2 separate regions of the Homo sapiens genome follow, and region 2 is linked to region 1. A link is an interaction called in ENCODE POLR2A ChIA-PET data of the cell type or tissue named here. Cell type or tissue: A673. All regions are shown on one strand. Links, peaks and the distances in the headings refer to the core of each region. The heading gives the core; the rest is flanking DNA. Region 1 overlaps RGL1 (ral guanine nucleotide dissociation stimulator like 1). Region 2 overlaps HMCN1 (hemicentin 1).

Region 1 (5,384 bases), core at 100-5,099:
ATTTGAGAGGAAGGAACAATCATGGCAGGGTTTAGTAATCCTCGTATATTAGAAATAACATCTATTGTATTTTATCTCTCTGGCTCCTTGCATAATGAAAGACTGCATTATTCCTCGGGCTCCAACATTTTGCATTTGAAATTCCTTCAGTTTTCTAAAGTAATTTGTTGGTATTATTTTTATGCTTTAAAAAATATTTTATTACTTAACAGTGGGCCATATTCTGTCTTCTGTTTTGCCATTTCTGACAGAAAAATCAGACAGTCGGAAACAATTTTTCTAAAAACTGCTTGGTAAGCATTATGCTAATCTTTCTTAATAGGACATAATTTAGGATGTTAGTAAATTGTTCTTGCACCATCAGTTTCAAGTCCTGGACTAAACTACATGAGATAAAGATAAAATTTCTTACTGTGCTACACGTTGATTAGCTTATACAGTGCCTGAGCCCCACTGCCTCAGCCAGGAATGAGCTGAGTTGCTTGTGAGGTTGTGACTTTCTGAATCTTCCATTTCCTCACCTGTGAAATGGCGTTAATATCTGTTTTTACTCTGCCTATGATTTTTGTGAGGATCAGATGAGTTAATGTGTATAAAAGTATTTTTTAATATGTAAGTTTTTATACAAATATAAGGATATTCTTACTGTCATTTAACCTAGAGGCCTTTTTTTCTCTCTGCTCACTACCTAAATGCTTGATAGGCATGTGGCTCTGTTTATTAGTCTTGCCTTTCTTCCTTCATTCCAGAGGCAATCTTTTCTACTTTGTTTTCTTCCCACTTGCTGCCACTTGCTGATTAACTAATGAGAGGTGATGTTCAGCTAGGAGGAGTGCTTCCTCTGCTACCACCGTTGTCCCCACTGGGATTCCAGGTGCATCGAGAATGCAGACAGCAAGGCTTCTGTTTGTAGATTGGTTGTGGGAAAAAAAAACCCCATACTCACAGGATTCTTAAGACAAATGCAGTGGATATTTTGTGTTTGAAAATGTTCTATTTCTTCTTTGATTCTTCCTTTTCTTTCTGGTACTTTTAATTTGTTGTGAGAAGGGTGATAAAGCTAATAATGCACCAAGGAATGGAAAGTGCTTCCATCTTTGCAGAGGTCCTGGAAAGTTAACTTTTGGTCTGAAGCCAAATCCCGATGTAGGACTTGAACTCATGACCTAATCCCAGAGGCAAGAATGTTACCAGCTGACCAACACTGACCCTCATAAAATGTAGACATTTAAAATACTCCTTTGAGTAGTCCTGTTGCTGCTTTCTATGTTTTCTTCTCTCTTTCAGTCGTTTCCAGCAGTGTTCCTGGCCTCCCTGTTAGGAGCACAGTTTTAAAGATCTATTTTTCTCACTGTCTTTCCATTTGCTGATTATAGCTGCTTCCTTCTTGCTTTCCATTTCTCTTGTGTGAGTTCCTTTTTTTGTTCCTGTTCCTTCCTGTCCTTCTTCTGACTTAAAAATAGATTCCAGGGTCTTTGGCTGCTCGGCCACAAATCCGACCTTCCTTCTATTCATATGGGATCCCCCTGAGCATCTAAAGATCTTTTCCTTCTCTCTCAAGATACTTGAACCCCAGCATTCATTCCCTGTTCTCAGCTGACTTGTGGAGCTAAATGACCCTTGTACTCAGAGCTGTAACTGAAAATTAAATCTCTCCTACAAAGATGCTTAATAAGTGATTTACTTATGTTAAGTGTTACTGACAAACACTGAATTCTCCCTGAATCTACTGACTGTGTGTGGTGGTAGAGGAGAAGGGACTCTTTGTACACTGACTCAAGGCATGCGTGTAACACTCGTTTTTGTGCAAAGCAATGGTACTGTGACCATTTGAACCTCAGGAACCAGCTTTCAGACAACGTACTGTTAAGGGTATCCTGGAGGGACCTGCTGCTGTTTTGTTCCCACAGAAGTGTTTCTCAGGGACCGAAAGTTGATTAAAGTGTTTCCTCATGAACATTCTTTGGTTAGAGTTGGAGGATTATGATATTCTTTACAGAAATGACTTCCTATCCAATGTTGATCTAGACAATCCACAAATGAGTGTCTGCTCGAGGGATAAAGGCTTGTAAAACTTTAGATGACTGGGATAAAAAGTGCTGATGACAGCAGCTCTGATTTCAGTGCCCAACCCCAACCTGAAATCACTATTATGCTCTTGTTACAGCAGCAGGGATGATGATCCTCTTCTCAGTGGCAAAAGAGTTTTAAAAGGTTTCCTTCCATCTGGACCTCCAGACATAACCTATGTGGTTATGTCTCCATGAAAAGACCTGGTCCTATTCTTAGTAGAGAATCCGGAGTTTTTGGTTTCATCAGCCATAGTGAAGTTCACATTTATGTGCAGCTCTCTTATCACTGTGTCACTGCTTATGGCATTGCATTTACCTGCCCTGCTTTTCTGTTCACTGGTTGACTGATGAATCCTACTTAACCCTTTAAGTTGCAGCTCAAATGTTATCTTTACTCTTCTACTTTTCCCAACCTCTCTTCTGGATTAAGGATCCTTTTATCTGAGTTTCCTTAGCACTTTACCAAAAGCTGTATTACAGCACTTATCACACTATTAAAAAAAATGTTTCTCTTTGCCCTATTCGTTTCAGTGTTTCATGAAAGGGCGGGGGCCATATTTAATTAATCATCATATTCCCGTAACCTGGGACAGTGTTTGAGACATAGTTAGTACTTAGTGAGCATCTTATAAATTGTTTGGCCTTATCTTTATTATAGAACGTGTATCTTTAGTGACTTTTTTTTGGTATTTGGTAATATTGTAAGTTCCATTTTTTGAAGCAAAAGGAAAACATTGAAGCAGCTAAATTTAGCTTATATTTTATACTCCAACTACTGATAACAATAAAAAAAAGAAAGTGATGCTTTTGCCTCATCTTTGTCATCATTACTTGACCTACACATTTCATGATTGTATGAAAAGTGGCCTAGGTATGACAGTAACCTTTATAGATGGGATGACTTGGAATTTAGAGTTAATCCATATACTTCTTAGTGACATATAGGTTTGAGTCATGGGTCAAGGATAGACCTCTGGGAACTCAGTTTCTGCTTTGAATTCTGAAGTTATTCTACTTAGGATTTTCATGTATCTTATTATATCTGGTATCTGAGGCCTATAATTGGCTTCAAACTTGCATTGACCCACTGTCAAGCCAATAAGGCTTTGCCCTACATAACACATTTTTATGAAGGGATCTGACACATCTCCATGAACATAGTAATGAAGGTTATGCCCATAATGATGAGGCCTGTTACTCTGAGATTTATGTTGCAGGCTTGTCCTGTAGTGTACTTTGTGTGGTGCACCTTTCTTACCGGAACTCACAGGCAAAAGGAGACTTAATAAGTGACATAAATTACATAATATTTTGGGTATACTTTTACATTTTCATTAGTACAACTCAATTCCCTTGCTCTCTGGCCCTCCGACACTTTTCTTTATTCTGTGGTTTTACATTCTTAAGTTTGAAATTTTCACTTTAGGCAAAATGTAAAGTTTATGCAAGAGGTTTTCAGAATTCTAGAATTTCAGAATTCTGTTTTTAGGTGCTTTCATTTACATTGTCCCAAATGTAATTGGCTCCATTAAAATTAAGTGTTCTGATGGCTTCTGAACCTTCCTGCATGCTTCCTTGCCTTTTTCTTTGCATCGGTGTTCAATGGCATAAATGTTTGCTTTAGAAAAGAAGGATGGACTTTTTTTTAAAGCAATGCCATTCTTAAAAGAGTGTTGAAGCAACATTATACTTTTTTTTTTTTTTTTAAGAGACAGGGTCTTGTTCTGTCGCCCAGTCTGGAGTACAGTGGTGTGATCATAGTTCACTGCAGCTTTGAACTGCTGGTCTCAAAGGGTTCTCCTGCCTCAGCCTCCCGAGGGGCTGAGACTGCAGGTGCACACCACCATGCCTGGCTAATTTTTAAATTTTTTGTAGAGATGGGGGGTCTCGCTATGTTGCCCAAGCTTGTCTTGAACTCCTAGCCTCAAGCGATCCTCCCACCTTGGGCCCCTAAAGTGCTGGGATTACAGGCGTGAGCCACCATGACTAGCCCATTTTGTTTTGTTTCGTTTTGATTTAAAGAAGAAGAAAATCATCTATAATTCTGCCATGATAACACAGTTCTTTTCACTTTTACTTATTATCTTCCAATTTTTGTTCACAGGCACACATTTTAACATAGTTGCAATCATGCTATCTATTCCGTTTGTGATAGGCAGGAAATATTTTTCAGAACAAATTAGAAAGGTTACTTTCTAATTTGAATCGTTTGTGATATTTGTTATGTTTCTGATGCCACAGACAAAAGAATGTATTTGGACTTGGTGTTTGAGGAGTTTTAAGGTGATAATGCTTATTTATTGGTTAATGAGCCTCATTTCTGTTTTTTACCCCCACGAAATCTCCCATCCTGTATCAGGGGTGTGGGGCTTGCATGAGGACCCTGATAGCACCATATGAGATGAGGGCATGTGACAAACGTGCAGTGGAATTCAGCTGGAGTGGATGGTGCTCTTTCCTTCTGCTTCTAGACATCATTGCCACTCTCTTGCTCTGGAGGATGTGGGTCCAGAACTCTCTAGGCCTGTGCTGTTCAATATGGTAACAACTAGCCATATGTGCCTATTGAGCACTTGAAATATAGCCAGTCCTAATTGAAATGTTCTGTACCTGTAAAATCCGCACCAGAGTTTGAAAAAATAATGTAAAATATCTCAGTAATTTCCTATAGTGATCACATGTTAAAATGGTAATACTGTGGGTAAAATGGGTTAAATAAAATGTATCGTTAAAATTAATTTTATGGCTGGGCGCGGTGGCTCATGCCTGTAATCCCAGCACTTTGGGATTACATACACCAGGCTGAGGCTGGTGGATCACCTGAAGTCAGGAGTTTGAGACCAGCCTGGCCAACATGGTGAAACCCCGTCTCTACTAAAACTACAAAAATTAGCTGGGCGTGGTGGTGGGCGCCTGTAATCCCAGCTACTCGGGAGGCTGAGGCATGAGAATTGCTTGTACCCAAGAGGCAGAGGTTGCAGTGAGCTGAGATTGCGCCACTGCAGTCCAGCCTGGGCGACAAGAGCGAAACTCCGTCTAAAATAATAATAATAATAATAATAATACTTGTACCTGTTTCTTTTCAATGTTTTTAATTTGGCAACTAAAAAATTTTAAATTGCCTATGGCTAGCATTATATTTCTACTAGACAATGTTGCTCTCAGGCCTTACTTTTCAAAATGCAGCTTGTGGTTTATTTGTGGGTTCTGAAGTCAGTTAGGTGGGCTAAAAATCAATATTTTAAAATCAGAACAGAATGGAATAGAAAATATTAGAATGTCATTATTGTAAAACTTTTTGTTTAAAGTATG
Region 2 (5,384 bases), core at 70-5,069, 1.9 Mb after region 1:
GTTCCTTGGCTTGTAGATACATCACCCTAATCTCTGCCTTTGTCGTCACATGGTGTTATCTTTGTGTGCTGTGTCAGATTTTCCTTTTCCTTTTTTTTTTTTTTTTTGTGAGACAGTCTCTCTCTGTTGCCCAGGCTAGAGTGCAATGGTGTGATCTCAGCTCACCGCAACTTCTGCCTCCCAGGTTCTAGCGATTCTGCCTGCCTTAGCCTCCTGAGTAGCTGGGATTACAGGTGCCCACCACCATGCCCAGCTAATTTTTTGTATTTTTAGTAGAGACAGGGTTTTGCTGTGTTGGCCAGGCTTGTCTCAAACTCCTGACCTCAGGCCATCTGCCCACCTCAGCCGCCCAAAGTGTTGGGATTACAGGTGTGAGCCACCGCAACCAGCCAAATTTTCCTTTTTCGTGAGGACACCAGTCATATTGGATTAGCGGCCCACGATACTCCAATGTGGTCGCCTCTTAATTATATCTGCAATGACTATTTACAAAGAAGGTCACATTTTGAGGTGCTGGAGGATAGGACTTTAACATATGAATTTTTGGAGGACATAATTCAACTCACAGCAAATCATTTAGCAATTAACATTAAAAAACCAAAACTCTAACTCTTTTACTAGGGAAACTCAGTTTATTCTAAAATTTCTGATCAAAATATTTGCATTAGGGACTATCATAGACTCTAAACTCTGATCTCTTTTATTGGATAGGAACAGAGTTCTCAGTGGCAGTTATGGAGAAAGGCATTAATGTTTGGGGTGCTATTTAAGTTCTCAAAATAATTTGTATTGTTAAAAACCTGTTACTTTTTTTTTTTTTTGAGACAGAGTTTTACTTCATCACCCAGGCTGGAGTGCAGTGGCGTGATCTCGGCTCACTGCAACCTCCACCTCCTTGGTTCAAGCAATTCTCATGCCTTAGCCTCCCAAGTAGCTGGAACTACAGGCACACACTACCATACCTGGCTAATTTTTTGTGTTTTTGGTACAGACAGGGTTTCACCATGTTGGCCAGGCTGGTCTCGAACTCCTGACCTCAAGTGATCCACCTGCCTTGGCCTCCCAAATTGCTGGGATTATAGGCATGAGCCACCGCACCCGGCCCTGTTACTTTTAAGCATGCATTTAATAAAGTCGTATTTAATCTTTTGTTGGTGATGTCCAGATATTTAATTTTGAGATGGGGAAAATTACATAGGAGCTAGGAATTCTGGGAATTATGTATGGGTTCTAAAATATTTTGACATTGTATACTCCCAGCTTTCTTTTCTTCAAAACGTTAAACACTAATTGGAGCAATTTTTCCATTAGCAGTAAGTCTCTGAGAACTTCGCTTTAAGCACTGTTTTATAGCAGGTGGAAGGAATTCCTTGATGTTCTCAGGCTGTAAGGCATGCTGATTACCACCAAAAGTGTGTCAGGGTAACCTTTATGCTCTTGCCAAGTTCTGACAGGGAGAGAGTTAAGTGAGAAGCATGGGTGATGGGGAGGAGATAAATACAAGAAAGGGTACTTAAAATTTTTTTTTTTTTTTTTTTTTTTTTTACAAATAGAAGGTCAAGAAAATACATTATTTCACTAAGTAATAGAGAACAAAATTTTAAAAAGATATTGTACTATCTGGAATTTCAGTTTTTAAGATTCAAAGTGAAATCTGTTATGCTTTTTGTTTAGCTCCTTAGTTTCACTTCAAAGCCTTTTACTAGAGCACACAGAAAACCTCATTTCTATTGTTTTCATATTCCCCAGAGGGTCTTCCCAGCTCTTCTTAGGTGAACATGCTCACCACCTCCTTGATCAGATCATTACACTTTTGCCTTGAAGTTGTCTCCCCAGCCACACCCTATGTTGGAATGTCCCCTATGTGCAGGACAATGTCTCACCCATAATCAAAAGATTTTCCAAAATTTCACATCTCCCAAGGAACTTTCCTGGAATATTAGAAAAGTGTCATTCTTTTTAATATTGAGATCCCTTTCTATATTTATTGTATGTTATGGACTTAATTTGTGCCTTTGATAATATTACCCTTTCTTAATCCTTCTACATAATAATGAAAATTAACAGGGGATTTGATTTATCTTGACAAAGTAAAATTTAGTAGAGTTAGAATGGCATAGGTTTTGAGTGAATGGATTCTAATATCAAATAGACTAGCATTTGATTATTAGTAAGTTACTAACTTCTCAAAGCCTTAGTTTCCTTATCATTAAAGTGAGTATCAGTAAAGTGAGAATAACAATCATACTTCCTTTGCAGAATTGTTTTAAGGCTTAGAAGAGAAAATCCATGTAAAACATTTGGTGCAAAGCCTGACACAGAGCAAGGACCCAAGAGTGTCCTATAAGGGAAATAACACTTGACCTAGAGTCAAAACACTTGAGTACTGGCTCTGTAACTGGGCAGGTAACTAGACTCTTAGAATCTCAGTTTCTTTTTGCATAAAATAAGGATAAAACCAGTTTTGTGTACTGATAAATGTTAAATCTCTGGCTCTGGAGCTTGGGGTAGGAAGAGGGCTTTATTTGTAGCATTTGCCAGTTTATATGGTGTTGTTACTCCTCCATGGCCAATTTCAAACACCAACATGAAGCCTGGATATAGAGTTGGGAATAGATGTGTACAATCATCTCTGATTCACCACCTAAAATTCCCTCAACAAAGAAGGATATTTATGTTTCAGTGAGACTATATACTATTGGTGAAAGGACTTAGTATAATTGTCATTCACAAAATGTTAGTTTAATTGTGCTTGGAAAAGTCTATTACAAGGGTAGAGTTAGTGAGAGTAGAACTAGTTCAGTGATGGAGACAGCAGATTGAATGTTTTCTTTTTCATGACGGTTTTGGGAAGTTTCAACATTAAATACCCAGGGAGGCCAGGCAGGCAACATCAATACAGAAGTGGAACAAGGAGAAACCTACTGCCTGCTTAAATCTTCAAAGGGCATCTAATAAGTACCTCACGTTTATCATCAACCCGTCCCCACCCTACATGTGTCTTCTCCAGCGTTCCCCATCTCAGTACAGGCACCACATTTTCTTACTTATTTGGGACAAGGCCCTTTGAGATCTCCTGTGCTCCTCTTTTTCTTTCACACCCCACATCTGATCCCTCCACAAGTTATTTTGGCTCTGCCTTCAAGATCATTTTAAATTTGACCAGTTCTCATCTCCCTCTACAGGTACTCCTCTAGCCTGAGCCACTTTAACTGCTCTCGCTGCTGTTCTCCCCAGTGCTGCCAGAAGGATCGTTTTAAAATGAAAGAAATGTCATTATTCCCACCTTCCCTTTCTGATGTCCTTATTCACATCACTTTAAGCATATTGGCCTCTTTATTATTTCTTACATGTCAGGCACACTTCCTCTCCAGAGCCATTGCCCTTGCAGTTCCCTCTTTCCTCAGATCCTTGATTCGCATGGCTGGCACATCATTTCATATGGCTCTTGGCTAAAAGTCACCTCCTCCGAAAAGCCTTCCCTGATTACCCACCTAACATAGTCCTGCACATGAATCTGTCTCATTAACCTGCTTTATTTTTCTTTATAGAATTTAGCACTGGTTGTCTTTAGAGATGATGTGAATTCGTTCATTTAAGTTCTATGCTCTCTTCTAAATATAAACTCCATGAGGGCAGGAACTTAATTTTCATGACTGTATTTGGTAGAGCCTCATGTAAGTTTCCTGGCATATAGAAGGCACTCAATAAAGTGAGTGCCTTCTTTTATTTAAAGAAAGAATGAATTTTTTGTATTCTTTTTGTACTTTAAAAAGAAGTTTTAATCATTTTGTGTAGAGTTCTACCTATGTCCAAAAGATCAAACTTATTATGTTGCTCAAATATTCTCTTTATCAGTTATTGTCCAATTGATCTATCAGGTTTTTTAAAAGTTATATTAAATGTTCCCATTGTAATTATGGTTTTGTTAATTTCTCTTTGTAATTCCAGTCAATTTTGGGCTTTAAGGCCATGTTGTTAGGTACATACTGGCTAAGGATTGTTTTATCTTTGTAGTGAATTGTTCATTTTATCTTTAAATATATGGCCATTTTAATCTCTAATGGTACTGTTTGCTTTTAAATGCGTTTTGCTTGGCATTAATAATACTGTTCCATATCTGATTGGTATTTGTCAAATACTTTTTCCCTTCCTTTATTTTCAAACTATTTTTATAGTCAAATTTAATCCTGTTACTCTTATTGTGATTTTTAATATAGACTTATTTCTATGATCTTATTTTATGTTTTCTATTTACTGTGATTTTTGTTGATCTTTCCCCCTCTTTTCCTACTGTTGAGTTTTTTTAAAATTCTATTTTCCCCCCCTCCCTCCTATTGGCTTAGAAATTACACATTGCATCTCTCTTTCTCTGTTAAAAATGTTTATCCTTGATTTGGTTGTCTTGAAATTAATCACTGTTTTTATACTTCTGTGTAATATAAGGACCTTAGGGGGCTTTATTCTGATCACCTTCCTCCTACTTTCTGTAGTATGGTTATTTCACTTTGTTTTTAAACACACCCAAATTAGTCATTTTGTTTACATAGTCAGTGTTTCCTTAGATTTAATTTGTTTGTTGATTTCTTTACTCATTGTTGCTTCTAGCTCCCTACTCCTTCATTTTGGATTCTTATTCCCCCACCAACCCTATGCATTCTTTACATTCTCTAGTAGTTTTTTCAGGGATGACATACAAATAGGAAATCCTTTTGGTCTTTATTTGAGAATCTGTGTATACTACCTTCATTCTTGATTAGTAGTTTAGTTAAGTATAAAATTCTATATCTAACTTAGCCCATTGAAGATAGCATTTTATTGTTTTCTGACTTCTTTTGTTGTTGATGAAAAGTCTTCTCTTAGTCTAATTTTTGTCCCTATTTAGGTAAGCTGTGTTTTCTCTGTGGTTATTTTAAAATTATCTCTGTCTTCCTATTTCTGCAGTGCCTTATTCAGTGTCTAAGCATAGATTTGATTTTGTCTTTCCTGCCTGGAACCTGGTTTGCCTCCCCAACTCAAGGACTCAGATTTTTATTAAATTCTGGACAATTCTTGTCTTTCAGATATTTCCTCTCCTTACTGTCTGTAATCTCCCCTTCATAAAACCTTGTTAAGTGTATTTTAGATCTTCTCATTCTCTAAGCCTTTTTACCTTTCATATTTTCTATTTATTTTCTCTTTGCTGCATTTTGGGTGATTTCCTCAAATCTTTCATACGTTTCTCTTCAGTTCTGTCCAATCTACTCTTTAAGCCATCCATTACATTTTCAATTTCAATGATCATAGCTGTTTTTTTTCAGAAGTTTCATTTGGTTCCTTTTCAAATCTGCTTATTTTTTGTTTTTTATAATATTCTCTATATTACTAGAGTCTCATATTTTTCT

The links. ChIA-PET counts read pairs that join two places held together with the same protein. Peaks named below come from ENCODE experiments on the same cell type or tissue, not always from the same donor. Only the 100,000 strongest peaks of a DNase experiment are listed, where the experiment ranks them.
Region 2: POLR2A ChIA-PET joins it to region 1 with 6 read pairs; 1 of 35 experiments calls an interaction of 5 or more read pairs at or near these places.

Annotation. Positions count from the first base shown.
Region 1 is chr1:183,816,023-183,821,406 of GRCh38, forward strand. All of the region lies in intron 2 of RGL1 (ral guanine nucleotide dissociation stimulator like 1), which reads left to right. Among named protein-coding and RNA genes, the nearest start is that of RGL1, 14 kb to the left of the region's middle. In A673, for the core only: no CTCF peak of the experiment used is centred there; a DNase peak (open chromatin) is centred at 1,999; H3K4me3 peaks cover 1,670 bases; H3K27ac peaks cover 3,363 bases.
Region 2 is chr1:185,746,516-185,751,899 of GRCh38, forward strand. The region is part of intron 1 of HMCN1 (hemicentin 1); the gene reads left to right. Among named protein-coding and RNA genes, the nearest start is that of HMCN1, 15 kb to the left of the region's middle. In A673, for the core only: no CTCF peak of the experiment used is centred there; no DNase peak of the experiment used is centred there; H3K27ac peaks cover 1,272 bases.